Regions from separate parts of the Mus musculus genome. Here region 1 is linked to region 2. Evidence: chromatin loops called from intact Hi-C (ENCODE). Cell type or tissue: heart. All regions are shown on one strand.

What was found. Hi-C counts contacts between places; a loop is a spot of excess contacts. Peaks named below come from ENCODE experiments on the same cell type or tissue, not always from the same donor. Only the 100,000 strongest peaks of a DNase experiment are listed, where the experiment ranks them.
Region 1: it touches region 2 in a loop (1.8-fold over the local background); 4 of 42 quality-filtered maps call a loop at or near these places.

What each region holds. Positions count from the first base shown.
Region 1 is chr10:93,699,192-93,707,191 of GRCm38, forward strand. The region is part of intron 3 of Ntn4 (netrin 4); the gene reads left to right. Among named protein-coding and RNA genes, the nearest start is that of Gm15915, 20 kb to the left of the region's middle. In heart, a CTCF peak has its summit at 3,123; no DNase peak of the experiment used is centred here; H3K4me3 peaks cover 132 bases.
Region 2 is chr10:93,636,950-93,644,949 of GRCm38, forward strand. Ntn4 (netrin 4) reads left to right here and starts at 4,100. Exons shown (of 10, transcript NM_021320.3): 1 at 4,100-4,559; 2 at 7,522-8,000. The coding sequence starts at 4,505. In heart, no CTCF peak of the experiment used is centred here; DNase peaks (open chromatin) are centred at 4,162, 4,622 and 5,282; H3K4me3 peaks cover 2,206 bases; H3K27ac peaks cover 1,719 bases; H3K27me3 peaks cover 6,344 bases.

The sequences.
Region 1 (8,000 bases), 62 kb after region 2:
ACTCATGGAGAGCCAGACCCTCAACGGTCACTTACTTTCAGCATAGTGACTAGTGATGACTATCTATATTAACCATTGCTCTGAATGGAGTCTCTGGAAACTTCTTAACATTTTCAGTAGCCTAGAAACTCCATTAGCAGGACCCAGTGTTTTGGTTTGGTTTGGTTTGGTTTGGTTTGGTTTGGTTTGCTTTGCTTTGCTTTTTGCTTTGCTTTGCTTTTTCAAGACAGGGTTTCTTTGTAGTCTTGGCTAACCTAGAATGAGTTCTATAGACCAAGCTGGCTTCAAACTCACAGAGGATCACCTGTCTCTGCCTCCTCAATGCTGGAATTAAAGGCATGTGGAGCCAGTGTTTTAAGTGCACAGGAAGAAAGGTTTTGTGTGCAAAACCAAGGAGTTTCTTAAGCTCTTCTCCACCCCTACTTGCTTGACACTTATTTGTAGCAGGTGTGGGAAATCACAGCTAATCCTCCTATGTCCCATTATCTTTAACTTCCTGGTTTCACTACAAATCCAAGCCAACTCTGTCCTGAAATACTCTATGCACGTGTGTGTGTGTGTGTGTGTGTGTGTGTGTGTGTGTGTGTGTGTTTGTGTGGTATATACATGTGTGCACATATACGTACCTAAATACAGGCACATGCATGCCACAGCACAAATGTGGTGCTCAGAGGACAACTTATAGAAGTTGGTTCTCTCGTTCCACCATGTGGGTTTCAGAGATAAGATTCAGGTCACAGTCTTGGTGGGCAGCATCCTTTGAACCATCTCACCAGTTCCTGAATGCCCATGAAGGGCAAACTGGCTTGGGACACGCTAACATCATTTAGGGATCACTCTGAACAGGCTTGGGCAATGTGGATCCCTCAGCATCCACCCTCTGGGTCTTACAAACAGAACTGTTCAGGGGTTAGGTGGGGAACTCTGCAGTCAGGCTACTAGAATTCAAGTCATTGGACCGCTTTTTGAGGCTTTGGGCAAGTTATTTAAGCCCTCTGGGTCTTGGTTTAATCAGTTCTGAAACTAGGCAGTGCCTATTATCCCTGGCTTCTAATAAGGTTTTTGTGTGAACCGAGTTAATTAATATTCATATGGTGCCTAGAATGACACATGGCGTGTTGTAAAAGCCGTGCAGTATAGTCACAACTATTGCTGGTGTTTGTTGTCATCCCATGATAGAGCCATGTTGCAGTTTGTCCCTCAGAGACTGGAGTATGTACCGACACAGCCTTTACAGAAAGTACCTTGGTCATGCCGAATTCCCAAATAACTGTAGGGACCTCATGCCCACTTCACAATAGCTAACTCAGCCTTCTAAGCAGTTTTAAACAAATGGCTAAGGTTGCCGATGCTCTGCTCAACATGTATCAACCCAAGGAAAAAATAGTGCATATTTTCTGATAACCTGTTATATTCTAGTTACTGGAAATTCAAAGAAACTGAAGCCACTCTTCCCTGCAAGGGTTTATAATCTAGCGGAGAGAGATAAGTATTCGGTTCTCACAGGAGCGCGACCGCTTAGCACTTCCTTCAGAAATTTGCATCAGCTCCATTCATGCTTTTCCCCAAAATGTCAGTCAAGGACTGGTCTTGGCAAATTAGTGAAGTAGACAAAGTCTGTCTTTGGCTCCTTTCCTCTCCGCTTAAGACATTCCTTTCTGTTCCTCCAGGAAGTCCATTCCTCCTCCAAGCGACTGCGTCTGTGCTTGTAGGATTAGGAGCGGAGAGTCAGCATCTCTGCGGATGGGGTTTTCAATAACTCTTTAAGGTGTAATTATGTTAAGAGCTTCGGACTCTGACACATCACTAGGGCTGGAAGACTGAATCTCTACGAGACACATTGCAGCGTTCAAGCAAGATGGAAAGAACAGTCTTAAATACGAATCGGCTTTTGTCCTGGGGTTGTGATCTCTTTTTGTCTTTCCTAGCCGCACAGCCCATGCTTTCTGATACGAGCTGTTTTCGCTAGTGTTCCGGTGCAGACCAGAGAATAAACCACACGGCTGTTTGTTTCCTTTGCCTTCTTCCTGTCTGGGTTTCTAGCCATGGATTGGACTCCCTTCAACCTCTTTTGTCCATTAGGACAGAATGTTTCAAGCTTCTTTTCCACCAAACTCACCCTGAGCTTCCTTCTTCCCCACAGAACTCTTACTTCTGTTGAATTAAAACGTGCAGTCCTCTAACTGAAAAGGGCGCATTTTATTATTATTATTATTTTAATGGAAAGACACGTTTCCTTGCAGTGTTTTCTATCCCTAGGTTGTAGTGTAGCATTGCTGTGCATGTTTTTGCCCCACGTAAGAACAGGTTTCAGCAGGCCAGCCTGTTCTTAGAATTCATCTCTTCCCATGCATGAGAAGTTCGTTCTTTTAGAAGCTAATCCTTTTTCTCTAAAAGGGATATACCATCTCCTCAGAAACTCCTCCGTTTCCCTTCCCATTTGGTCTTCAGAGGCCACACGGCATCTTTCCTCTTTCTAGGTAATTTGTTAGCATTAAACAGAGGTTCCATTAGACGGCAGCAGCTACCATTAAGCATGCATTCCTCTTGGCTCACAGAATCTTTTCTTTTCACACTTTTTTTTTAAGTTTTAATGACAGTATGAAACAATATTCATGTTCTACCCGTATTCAAAGCTGAACGGTGATGATAAAATCATGCATATATATGTATGTATGTTTATAAACACACACATATATATATATATACAAAGGACAAGAAAATTACTTTAATTTTGAAATTAAGGATTTATTACTATGAAATGGTAAAACACATTTCCCATTGACTTACACTATTGTTCTCTGTAGAATTTGAACAAAAGTGGTTATACGTCTCTTTTTTCTCAGAACATAGTGGGAAGCCAATTTTGTCAAACATTCCCCAAGGAACTGAGCATGAGTCCCTAGGTACATTAGCCCTCTTGATATGGTGAAGGTCCATGGAGAATGTCATCACCAGACAACAAAGTGCATGGCTATTGTGGGGGTGATAATTAGAACAACCCAGAGTCTAAAATGGCTCAAGCTGTCCCTGAGCCATAGGAAGGAAGCAGAGAGAGAAACCAAAGACAGAAATAACAGTGACCAGGACTTACTGCAAGTCACAGGCAACAGACAGGTGGAGCTCCACCTTCAGAGACTATGACTGTTCATTCATTTCTTTATCTGTGCTACATAGAGCAAGAAGTAAGAAATAAGCTCATGGCTCTTCGGTGTTTCACGCCAGGAGTTTCCGACATTGGTGAGAGGATGGCCGAATCTTCTGATAGCTCAGAAAGAATTGCAGCTTGTGTCTGGCTGTCAACAGTTGAACGACATCCAGAGTGTGAAGAAGCAGGCTTTGATAGCACATTACTTTCTTTTAAGGACCCTAGAGTATTTATAGGTTATTGAAGACAGTTCTCCTTCTAATATTTAAATATTCTATAACATCTTGGAGCTGCAGAGATGGCTCAGTGGCTAATAGCATATTCTGCTCTAGCAGACAGCCCATATTTGGTTCCCAACACTCATTTGGAGGTTCACAACTGCCTGTAACCCCAGCTTCTTGGGATGTGGTGCCCTCTTCTAGAGTCTGCAGATAACAGCACTCACAGGTATGGACACACAGATACATAGTTAAAAATAAAATCAACCCTTTTTTGAATCTACATATCAAAATCTACATATAAATAAGTGGCTGTTCAATTGCATGTACCTGATACTGTCTGTGATCAGATTCCCACCACCTCATACCATACCCAGTGTCCTCCATCATGTGATACATGACTTCTTAAAGCCAAAAGGAACCAATAAAAAGAAACCTTATTATCCTAGGTCTGTGCTCTGAGAATGGATCTGAAAGGCATTCATGGCTCAGTTTTGGCCTCACCTAAATCCTTATGTGTACAGCTTCAAATATGAAGAGGAGATATTTTCCTTTTCTTTGTTTTGTTTTGTTTGTTGCGGGTGGCTTAGGGTTTCTTTCTTTCTTTTTTCTGTTTTTTTGTTTGTTTGTCTGTTTGTTTTTGGTTTTTTTGTTTTTTGTTTTTTTTTTTTTTTTGAGACAGGGTTTCTTTGTGTAGCCTTGGCTATCCTAGAACTCACTCTGTAGTCCAGGCTGGCCTCCAATTCACAGAGATCCTCCTGCCTCTGCCTCCCAAATATTGGGATTAAAGGCACATGCCGCTGCCACCTGGCCACATTTCTGGGTTTAATATACAATTACGGTAGCAAAATCGCACAGCTCAAACATAATGAGCCCACTGGTCCAGTAAATCCTCCAATGGCTTGTTTTAAGTTTGCACAAGTACCTTCCTGTGAGGAATGCGCTAAAAACTAGTAGAAAACAGGTCAATATTAGTGGTAAAAAGACTTGCATGTAAATAGAAAAACTGGCCAGGCACTGGTAGTGTACACCTTCAATCCCAGCACTCGGGAAGCAGAGGTAGATGCTATCTGAGTTCGAGGCCAGCCTGGTCTACAGCATGAGTTCCAGATCATCTAGGGCTACACAAAGAAACTCTGTCTCAAAAAGGAAAAAAAGACTTTGGTCATTGAAAGAGAAAACGTGTCCTTAGCATTACCAGAGGGGTTTCTGAAACCCCTACAATATTCAAATACCTCCTGGGTAATTAGAAGTTGTAGATTGTGGTCAAGACTCATTTCTTGTTTTCCAGTTAGACACCAGACACCACTGTTAGATGCAATCTTCCTAGCATAACTCCATTTTCTTACTCTCTACCTAGTTCGTGTTTATGGACCAAATAGGAGTTATGTTTAATTACTGAGGTTTCTTTTCTTCTGTTTGTCCTCTGAGGAAGACCTGGTTTTCCTTGCACATTTTTCACAAGCATCAAATAGTGGGCGATCCTTCAAGCTTGAACAGCAATAGTCGTTATCGCTGAGGAAGGATTTTTGGTCTCAAACTGTCTGGGTAATGATTTACAGCTATTTTGGGTAATTCTCAAAATGACAGCTCCTTGAATTTTTTTTCTATGTGCAGAAAAATGTGCTGGCCTAGCATCTTCAGACCCTGGGAGGTGCTTCTCAGCTCTTGGCAGATGGGAAGGAAGGAATGCTCATGATGAAACAGACCTGTCAATATTATCCTGTGATACACTCGGGTGTTTGATGGGGTTACCCCTCCCCAAATGTCTAGGACCTCCTGAGGTGTGGAATTGGTGAGACAGAATAACCTATGAGTTGAGAGAATTCATATGTAGGCTTTGGACCTTCCAAGATTAAACTTGATAAACTGAATTCTTGGCAATAGTTGAATTCCTGTAATGAAAAGCAATAGTACCATTCAATATCACCTTCGTATAACCCTTGATAAATGGATGCTTAAAAAAAAATGGAGAAGATACAAACAAGGAACAAAAAAAATAATTTCTGTTTAAAATTAAAATCTAAGACGTGTCATTGGATATTGAGAGACATAAGCTGGGGCAAGGGTGAAGAAACAATAAGAGAGGAAGGGAAAGAAAAGTGTTTTATTAGACGAGAGGAAGAAAGCAGAAAGACGTTTGTTTTCTTCAATGTGAAGAAAAGAAAGTGTAGTTAGTACACTTCTCAATTCTTTTTGCTTAAAAATCTTTAATGTGTCCGCATCATCTGCAGGGTAAATCCCAGACTCACTGAGCTGACGTTTGGTGAATGCCATGCTCGTTCTAGGCCAACCGTAGCTCTCTAATGCATACTCTGGTTTATTTATGAGCTGTTCTTTGCCCATCTCTTTACAAGTCTCATCATCTTGTCTTCCATCCATGATGAAAATCCTGTGTGACCTTTCAGACTCAGCCTCAAGGACCACACCTGCCCCCAGTTTCCCCTACATCTTCTTTCTTCTTTGTTTCCACGGCCTGGGAAGCCTCCTTTCTTCAGCCTGTTAGAAGTTCATCCCATCAGGCCCTGTGCCTTTCTTTCTTTTTTTTTTTTTTTTTTTTTAAAGATTTATTTATTTATTATATGTAAGTACACTGTAGCTGTCCTCAGACACTCCGGAAGAGGGCATCAGATCTTGTTACAGATGGTTGTGAGCCACCATGTGGTTGCTGGGATTTGAACTTCAAACCTTTGGAAGAGCAGTCGGGTGCTCTTACCCACTGAGCCATCTCACCAGCCCCAACCCTGTGCCTTTCATAGTGCCCTCCACAGCCGTCAAACCTACGCTTAATTCTAAGCCTTTGAACTCCAACATTTCCCTTCTCCTGCTTGAGCACTGCCTTGCTTGCTGTTGCATTTTCCTGCATAAAGCTCTTCGCTCCAACCATCCCATATCCTGTCCTTTATAAAAATTATTTTTATTTTTAATTATGGCTGTGTGCACACACAAGAGTGCAAGTACCTGCAAAGGCCAGAGGAATTGGATTCCCCTGGAGCTGGAGTTACTTACAGGCAGCTGTGAGCTCCCTCATATGGTGGCTGGGAATTGAACTTGGGTCGTCTTGAAGAGCCAGATGAGCCCTAAACTCAGATCCGTTTTTTTTTAATGTATATGGGTGTTTCGACTGAGCCATCTCTCCAGCAACAACCAACTCCTCATCCTTTCTTAAAGAAAAGGAATACTGTGGCCAGAGAGATGTTCTTCACTTAAAAGTGCTTTCAGCTTTCCCAGAGGACCCTAGTTCAGTCCCCAGCACCAAGGTCAGGAAGCTCACAGTAGCCTGTAACTTCAGCTCTAGGGATCCAACTCCCTCTTCTGGCCCCTGGAAGCACCCACACACATGTGGCATACAGTCACACACACACAGAAGTAAAAATAAATAAATAGAAAGGTGCCGCTTTGGGGAGCAAACTCAGTGTAGCAGAGTGATCATCAAGCTCATCACTAAACGTTCACTGACCGATTGGCATGATTTAGCACCCTTTGTTGTTGTTGTTGTTGTTGTTTTGAGACAGGGTTTCTCTGTATAGCCCTGGCTGTCCTGGAACTCACTCTGTAGACCAGGCTGGCCTCGAACTCAGAAATCTGCCTGCCTCTGCCTCCTGAGTGCTGGGATTAAAGGCATGCGCTACCATGCCCGGCTGATTTATCCCCTTTTATGCTGAATTACTTTAACTACTGTTTTTCAAGAAAAACTTGCAGATTCATATTTATAAACCCCATTCAGAGTCATTTCACAAAGTCGCATATCCGGTCCCTGTATCAGTTTCCAGAGATGCGTTTTGTTACTGGGCTCCATGGTAATTCTTCCTAGGTAGCACTTGAGAATCCAAAGAGTTTTTTAATGTTATCAATGGAATAAAACCAACTATTTTCTTAACAATTTTGCTAAAGCATTCCTCTCTGTGAAACACACTGTTGTAGATAAACCTCATGAATTCAGTTGTGGGGTCAAAAGAAAAGCCCACTAATTATGACAAAGTATATTCAAATCTGAGCAGTATATTTTGGCCCTTTGATTAATTATACTTCTAGGAAATATATTTAAGAGAAATAAAGAGTTATACAAATACTTAGTTATAGGGATATTCATGGTAGCACTAGATATATCAATAGTTTATACTTTTATAATAAGAAAGTATGGGATTGCACAAATAAACTGCTTATCCTACAAGAGACTCGATTATACACAAGGATATTTTAAAAGGTACATAGATATTCCTTTTTTTTTTTTGATAGAGTACTAAGGATTGAACCCAAGGGTACACACTCTAGCACTTAGCTACATATTACATATTCCCAATATATTATGCAGAAAAGGTCTTTCATTGCATTGAAGGCACTAGGAATATATTTTTTCAAATGTTGATATCAATTTTTTTAAAGATTACAAGTTTCTAAATTTTCTACAGTAACAATGCATTATTTTGTGCTAGGCATGTTTTTATTTAAGGATATTAAAATTAACTTAAATACTTAGCCAATACTGCAGAATTTCTCACTGGAGCCATATATTCTATAGTCAAGGAAAAGTATTGTTTCTTCCTTTGAGTTAATCACAAGACAGACTAAAAGAATTTTTCCCCCATGCTAGCTAACTTCTTCAAAAAAGTGAATTAGTGCCTTACAGATAA
Region 2 (8,000 bases):
ATTTCAGTGGGAACACTTTATCCGACCTTCTTCACACAAGGTTGTACCCACAGAAGACGGACAAGCAATGCAATCCTGATCTAGGAACCCAGGTTCTTGAGCCAATGAGCTCATTGGATGTGTACATATTTATGATCTAAGTTTGGTGATGATATCCCCCCCCCCGACACTATCTCTTTGTACAATTCTTTGTGGGTTGCAATATGCACACATTCATTCAAGAGGGGCAAAAGAGGTGATGTTTCTTGTTCCTTGAAGAAAGAATATCAGATACCATGATAATAAGTCTCTTTCCAAAGTCCCCCGTTCTGTTGGTGATATAGAATAAGTGTCACATAAGTATACTGGCCCTATTCAGGAAGCAGATATATATTTTTCTATTAGGATAATAAGCTTGTTTTAAATATCCTGACTTTTTTTATCTTTTACCTTTTGTGTGTGTGTGTGTGTGTGTGAAAGAGAGAGAGAGAGAGAGAGAGAGAGAGAGAGTAGGAACCCCAGATCACCCTCTCCACCTCCTCAGTGCTAAGCACGGTCTCAACGCTCAGCATCTTCTTGGTAAAACACGGGTTCTGAGGGTGAAGCCCAGGTCCTCATTGCTTCGAAGGCTAGCACTTTTTAGACAGAGCTATCTCTCCCAACTATTTTTTAATTTAGAAATGTGACCCTGAGGATCTTTTTTTTTCTTTTTTAAACTTAATACTGTTTGAATGTTTCCTATATGTATTCAAGCACTAAATCTTAACAGCCTGTAAGAAATCAATACATACAAAAAGTTTATTCTGACTCCAAGCTATGTTAGCCAGTGTTACAAAGCTGCAGGTGTGTTCTTAGGCTACGTAAATACAAGCCCTAGACTCAAAGGACACTGTAAGTTTTATTTTATTTTATTCTAATTGATCACACTTACTTATATGTGTACTGTGCAATTGGAGTATATCTGAAAAGGGATGAAGAAGAGTTTTTCAAAGCACTTGGAGAAGGTGCTTAAATAGAGCAATCAAACCTGGGTTCAACGTCTCAGAGACCTAACAGGTGGTCCGTGCTTTCATCCCAGCACTCAGAAGACTAAGGCAAGAAACACTGAGTTTGGGGTCAGCCTGGGCTACATCAATAGCAGGTTTCAGGCCAGGCCAACCTGGGCTATTTAATGAGACCTTGTCTCAACTCTTGCGCACACACACACACACACACACACACACACACACACACACACACACACATTAAAAGAAAGAACTGGTATTTACTCTGTATAGCTGCAAATGTCTATAAAGAAAGTAAGTGCCACAGTTAAATAAAACCAGTGCTGAAATCGAAGCGATGCTTTTGATTCTTTTGTTTATTGGGATGCTCAGAAGAAAACCTGTGTGACCAATGGGCAGAGTTTTCACGGTGAATGAAGGGCTCCGGGTAGGGTGAGAGTTGGGGCCCAGGGTCCCATCTGGTTCTGAACATCTTTCGGTCATTAGACTTTGCGCTGGGTTTTTAGAGATCTCTTCATAGCTTTGTGGTGCTTTGTCTCTGTGCTAACAGGCCTTGGGCTGCTGGAAGATTTTTGTTTTGGAAGGATGGATACTGCTGCCAATGTTTTTTGTCTTTACGTCTGCTGTTTCACCATCCTCTTGCTTCTAGGCTGCCACAGTTTATCCCTTCTTCTGAGCAGGATCCTGTTCCGCTTGGGCTTGTTCTCCTCATACACTGAGCCCCAGAAAAGCACCCTGCACAGTCACACTGAAATTGGAGGAGAAACTTAAATATGGCCCAGAGGCGCTTGGGAATGAGGTCTTTGGTGTATAGACCTTTTGCCTTTCTGATGTAGATATATATTAGCGGTCCTGTCAACATCCTTCCAAGTCGTCAGGAATGTTCTACATTAAATTTGTGGATTTGTGGCTTTGGAAAACCTGCTATTGAAATCCTGCAATTTCTCCAACCCTCCCTGTAATCCATGACACCTCGAAAGTTCTGAGTCAGTTCTTGACATTTTCATAACACGAAGTCATAATGAGCAATGTCCCCACCCCGGAACACATTTTCCTCACATTGGCCAACTCTCTTGGGTCCTTTCTTCAAAATGAAAATATAATTTGTAAGAACGTATACTAGATATGCACTTAAAAAAAAAAAAGACAGGATCTCATGTAGACCTAGCTAGCCTCATGCTTGCTTTGTAGCCAAGGCTGGCCTTGAAAACATGAGCTTCTTGCCTCTACCAATGGCTAAGGTTACAGGCGGAAACCACCACATTGCGCCCAGACAACATTTATTCGAATGCTCATTACCGTTTCTCTTGAGCTAGTCCACACTTAAAGTATTGCTGTGGAGATCCCACATTCCTCTAGAATCCTGGGAATCGTTCTTATTTCGCCGCTTTTCTTCTCAGTCTCTATTCTTAGCATATAACAATAGTTTTGAGATAACTGTCAAAACATTTATTGCATGTCTGACAAGTGTTTTCAGTTAAGAATAACGAGCAATGTAAGAAAAAAACCACATAATTGTGTCTTGCATAGTCTAAGTGTCTAGCTGCCATTTAAGGATCTTGCTGCTTTATTAAAGGAGCGACAAACCAGTTACAAAGCGATCAGGGGAGTACCCAGCAAATGCTTCTGAAATTCATAATCAGGCATGGATTAGCCCTGCCTCAACTTAATATATTGTCTCAGAGATTAATAGTAAATACTGTCTTTCTCTTCCTTTTTCTTGGCCTGTAGGCTAGTGTTTAGGCTGGGAGCCTTAGCCTGTTACGATCCCCTGTCGTTCATTTAATAAAAAGAACAGTTGGGAGAAGCATTTTAGCAACTGCATCAGAAGCATCACCTGTGAGAGCCAACGGAGGCTCCAGCGTGGCCAGTATTTGAAAGCTCAGAGTTTGTTTTCGAAAGCTGGTGACGGTTCTCATGTCGCCTGCCACTTCCAGTACTGGCCAAAATAATAATTTTAACGCCTCCCAGTGGATTATGCTAACCTCAACTCAGTTCCTTTAGAGAGATAGAAACCTATATGTCTCCAGCTCGGTCATTATAAATAATATCTACGTGTGCCCCCAAAGCTCTAATTGGCCCCATCTGTATTTCTGACAATTTATAATAACTGAATGGTATCTGCAAAGCAGTTAACTTTCTGGAAAATACTCAAAGACACACACTGAATGCTGCAATACAGAATTGCCTTCGACTCAACGTTTGCCAATTTCTTTGCATGTGTAAGCAGAACTATATTTTCAGAGAAGTTACAGAAGTCCCAGGCTGAAGTGCTATTTAATCTCCTTTCATAAACACCAGCCCTGAGCTACAATTAGCTGCTTGTGGTTGCTGCTAAATTGCTCCCCATAAGATATTTCATAACTTTATGGTTCCCCTGCTCACCATACTATGAAGAATGTGTGAATGCACCTAGGACCCAGGCATTCTTATGTCGATGCTCCAGACATAGATGTTCTTAAACAGTTGATTCCCTGATCATGGATCCTGGTCTTTCAGGCCGTGTGAGAACATCTTTTACACCAAACGGGTACACCTTCGACTCCTTTGGGCTGCACCCCCCAAAAAGGTAGCAGAGACTTAAAGGACCCTTGGCACTTGGTGCGCGTTCACTGGCAGTACCCTAGGCAGAATTGGGGGTCTGGGGTGGTCCTAACCCAGACCGTGGGACTCGCAGAGAATGGGTGCTGTGGAGTGGTGTTGGGGGAGGGGGGAAGGCTTGTTTTGCTGGGTGATTTTTTGGAAAGTAGTCGCTCGCCTGTTTCGCGGGTTTTTAAGCCCCTTGGCATGCCCTGACCTGATCCGGAGGGAGTCAACTGCTCTCAGGAATGTTCCTGGAGAAGGTGGGAGACTGTTTCCCAGGCGAGGCCCTTGGGTGCTGGAGGGCACCCGCGAGGTCAGGCAGGGAGATGCGCGCAGCGGGGGCTGCAGACACCCCCTCCCCCTGGGCGGCGGCGGCGGCGACAATGACCGGACCCGCGCGTCTGCACCGCCCGGCTGTCAAGCGCGGGGGGCGGGCGGGAGGAAGGGGTGGAGGTGCGAGGGGAGGAGGAGGGCTGGCACCGGAGCGCCGCGGTGTCGGTGCAATAAAAATGCATCCCATGGAACTGCCCATGGAGAAGGACGGGACCGAGCCTCGGCGGCCACAGAAGGTGGGAAAAGCGGAGGAGGACAGCCGGGAGGCGGCGGCGGCCGGGAAGTGAAAGGTCTCGCAAAGTTCAGCGTCGGCTGCGGGCGCCGAGCCCTGGGCGAGCGGCGCACCCGCCCTCAGGGCCGCTCAGCCGGCAGCGGCCAGGCCGGCTATGATCCCGGGGCTCCCGCCGCTGCTGAGCTGCCCGGGCCCCGCCAGGCCGGTGCGCGACGGTCACCCCGCCGCCTGGCGCGGCCCCGGCCCGCGGCTCTGTGCCCACGGTGCCCACTGAGCGAGCCTGGCGCTCCGGGAGGAGGAAGAACCACAGAGCCCCCGGTGCTCCCGAGGACCACTGCCGCTTCATCCCACCCGCTCCCGCAGCTGCCCGGCCATGGGGAGCTGCGCACGGCTGCTGCTGCTCTGGGGCTGCTCCGCGGTGGCCGCAGGTGGGTGGTGACGCGGCCGGGCCCCCACCCCTCTTCCCTTGCTCCTGCCCCTCCACCCAAGCTCGGGGGCTGGGGGATATAGGGGATCCCGGACCGGGAGCCCAGAGCTCGGCTATTGAGGATGAAGCCAGTGGCCATGTTCCGTCTCCTTTGCCCGCGACTCCGCAGTTTCAAACACTATTGATTTTTTTTTTTTCTCCTGCAACTGAGATACACATGTCCTTGAATAACCAGATATCCTGGGTACGCCCTGCAGAAGATACAGAGAGATCAATGTTTCTTTCTGGGTTTGGCTTGGGGGGGAAAACTGCCTCTGCACTTGGTGAGGGGGAACAAAGGACCCAGCTCGCCATCCCCGGGCTCTCCATGGCCTGAGGAGTGACGAGGAGGGGTGGCCCAGAGACCCTGGGCGTGCGTGGGCCGAGACCGATCTCTCACTTAGAGAGATCGCCACCTTCCCGGATCTCATTCTGTGTACTTGAGAGCCAGGTAGGGCCACCTGGGGTGAGGGTGAGCGCCCTCTTCCCGGGGCGTTGGCTGCAACGCTGTAGAACTCGGAACTGGGACCATGGGGGGTGATCACTCAGGTGGTGATTGCCCGGAGCTGGCTGACTGCCCCTGGGGAATCGGTACCCTGGCCGAAGCTCTGCAGGAGGTCGGAGGCGGGTCTGTTCCTTGGCTCAGTAACTGGGTTACGGGCAACGGGCAGATGCCCCTCTCCCCTCCCGCTACGGTCCTGTCTCTCTTGGACTGTCTTTAGGCCACCGGTTCCAGGCTTGCTGTGTCTGAGTCCCCGGGAGCCTCCTCTTTCTCTTCTCCCCCTCCCTTCTCGCAGGCCACCTGGTTTTCAGCTAGGTTAAGTACAGCACAGTGGGGTAGTGGGGAAAAATTGTGAGGGTCTGATTTCATCCCCCACCCCAAACCCCTCAGACGGACTTGACTTGCTCCTGAAAGAGACGTGTGGGTTAGAGGAACCGACTGGAAGGTTCCAAGCCCTGGGGCAGGCATCTCTTCAGTTGGTCTGCTTCCATTCTTTTCCCCAGAGCTGCCAGCAACTAAGTCCAGGCTTAAGAGGCTGCGTCCTCTATCAGGGTGCAGCCTGTGTTTGCACTGATAACTACTTCTTATCAAAATTATTAGTGGGTGGAAACTTTTAAATTATTCATTATTTTTTTTTACCCCCAAGGATCTGTCAAACCGCTCACGGTTAAAAGATCTCTCTTGAATTCTTCCTGATCGCACTTCGTATGATGCACTACAAGTCCACACTCCCCCTACTTTTCATAAACCTTTCCCTTTTCAAGTCATGCTATGGCAAACAAAACAAAACAAAAAGCCAAAAACAAGCAAGCAAGCAAGCAAGCAAGCAAGCAAACAAACAAACAAACAAAAAAACCCAACCACCACCACGGGAGCAATCAAGAGGTTGGGAATAAAGAGCACTGGGGGAATGTTGCAAGTCAAAGATACTTGTACAGGCAGTGTGAGACTTTCCCCCTGAAACGCTTCACAGGTGAGTCATAGGACCGTGTTTGTGTGTTTCTGGCCACAGGCAGCTGCTGCGCCCGCTAATCAGAACAATGGCAAACAGAGGCCCCGGCTTGCTGCACATTTTCATTTGACGTGGAATTAAAAAAGAAAAGAAAAATAATGCCCGAGGAAACCTCTTATTTTGGCTGCAAGGCTGTGTGAGGTGGTGATTGTCAGAGTGTGAAATCTCTCCTTCCCAGCCAAAGCTGTCATTTGGCCTTATCCAGTGCCCCTGTGATAACACTTCAGAGGTTCTGTCTCTTAAACAGAAACACCCAATTAGCCAGAATTGGGGGGTTTGGGTTTTCTTTTTCCTTCTTTTCCTCTGTGTTTTAATTTTTCTTAAATGGACAATTCTTTGCTTACGGTATTCATAATTAACACGACAAACCCAAATTAAAGGATTATGACAAGTAGTCAGAACGCGAATGAGTGGGTGCTGTTTGTCACTCTAAGTGCTTTCGAAGCATTAAGGTGGGTTAGGGGTTTGGAAGGCAGAGCTTGCTACTTTAAAGGGTGTTTCGTTCATGACAGTTGTTAGTGGTGCCGTTGGCGTGCCAGACTGGCAGTGTTCTCCAGCTAAGCAAACAGATAAGTACTCTATACCACAGTCTGTCATAGGAAGAAGCACTTAAGAGGCCAAAAGCAGGTACAATAAGCTTTCCTGTCGTTTGGTAGTTTGAAGAGTTGGGTCCCCCCCCCACTCGTAGCTATATTTAGTTAATATTAGGCATGGATATCACATATTTCAGAACCAGTGGTTTCTAGCTTTGCCACCTGAAAAGAAGTCCTATTGCATATTTTTTTTAAAGATTCATTTATTTATTATATGTAAGTACACTGTAGCTGTCTTCAGACAATCCAGAAGAGGGAGTCAGATCTTGTTATGGATGGTTGTGAGCCACCATGTGGTTGCTGGGATTTGAACTCCGAACCTTCGGAAGAGCAGTCGGGTGCTCTTACCCACTGAGCCATCTCACCAGCCCTATTGCATATTTTTAAACCATTTTGTGATTATGATTTTCCTAGAGAACTACCTTTTTACTGGATACACACACACACACACACACACACACACACACACATACACACATACACACACCTAAACCTAAAAGCAGCCAGGTAGATGAAACCTTAGGAACAATACCCAAGGTATTCTGGCTTCCTCGTGCACACACCCATGTGCACACTCACACATTCATTTGCACTCGTGAACACATTATCATCTATCGAGCACACACACACTTGTGTATATGAACCTATTTGAATGCACGATAGCATTCATGGTCCCGTTTGCTAAATTCTTCTCATTATAGAAAGGCCCAGGGTCTTTGGATGATACCTTGACTGTTGTAGATGTTTCAGCTATGCAGAAGAGCACCCCCATTTCCCGTGGGTTTGTCTTGAGTGACATATACTTTCCCCTCCTCAGGCTTGAATGGAGTAGCCGGAGCGAACTCCCGCTGTGAGAAAGCATGCAACCCTCGCATGGGAAACTTGGCTTTGGGAAGAAAGCTCCGGGCAGACACAATGTGTGGCCAGAACGCCACCGAACTCTTCTGCTTCTACAGTGAGAATGCTGACCTCACTTGCCGGCAGCCCAAGTGTGATAAATGCAACGCTGCCCATTCTCACCTGGCTCACCCACCCTCTGCCATGGCAGACTCATCCTTCAGGTTTCCCCGGACATGGTGGCAGTCTGCAGAGGATGTGCACAGGGAAAAGATTCAGCTAGACCTGGAAGCAGAATTCTACTTCACTCACCTAATTATGGTGTTCAAGTCTCCCAGGCCTGCAGCCATGGTGCTGGACCGGTCCCAGGACTTTGGGAAGACCTGGAAGCCTTACAAGTACTTTGCAACAAACTGCTCGGCTACTTTTGGCCTGGAAGATGATGTTGTCAAGAAGGGA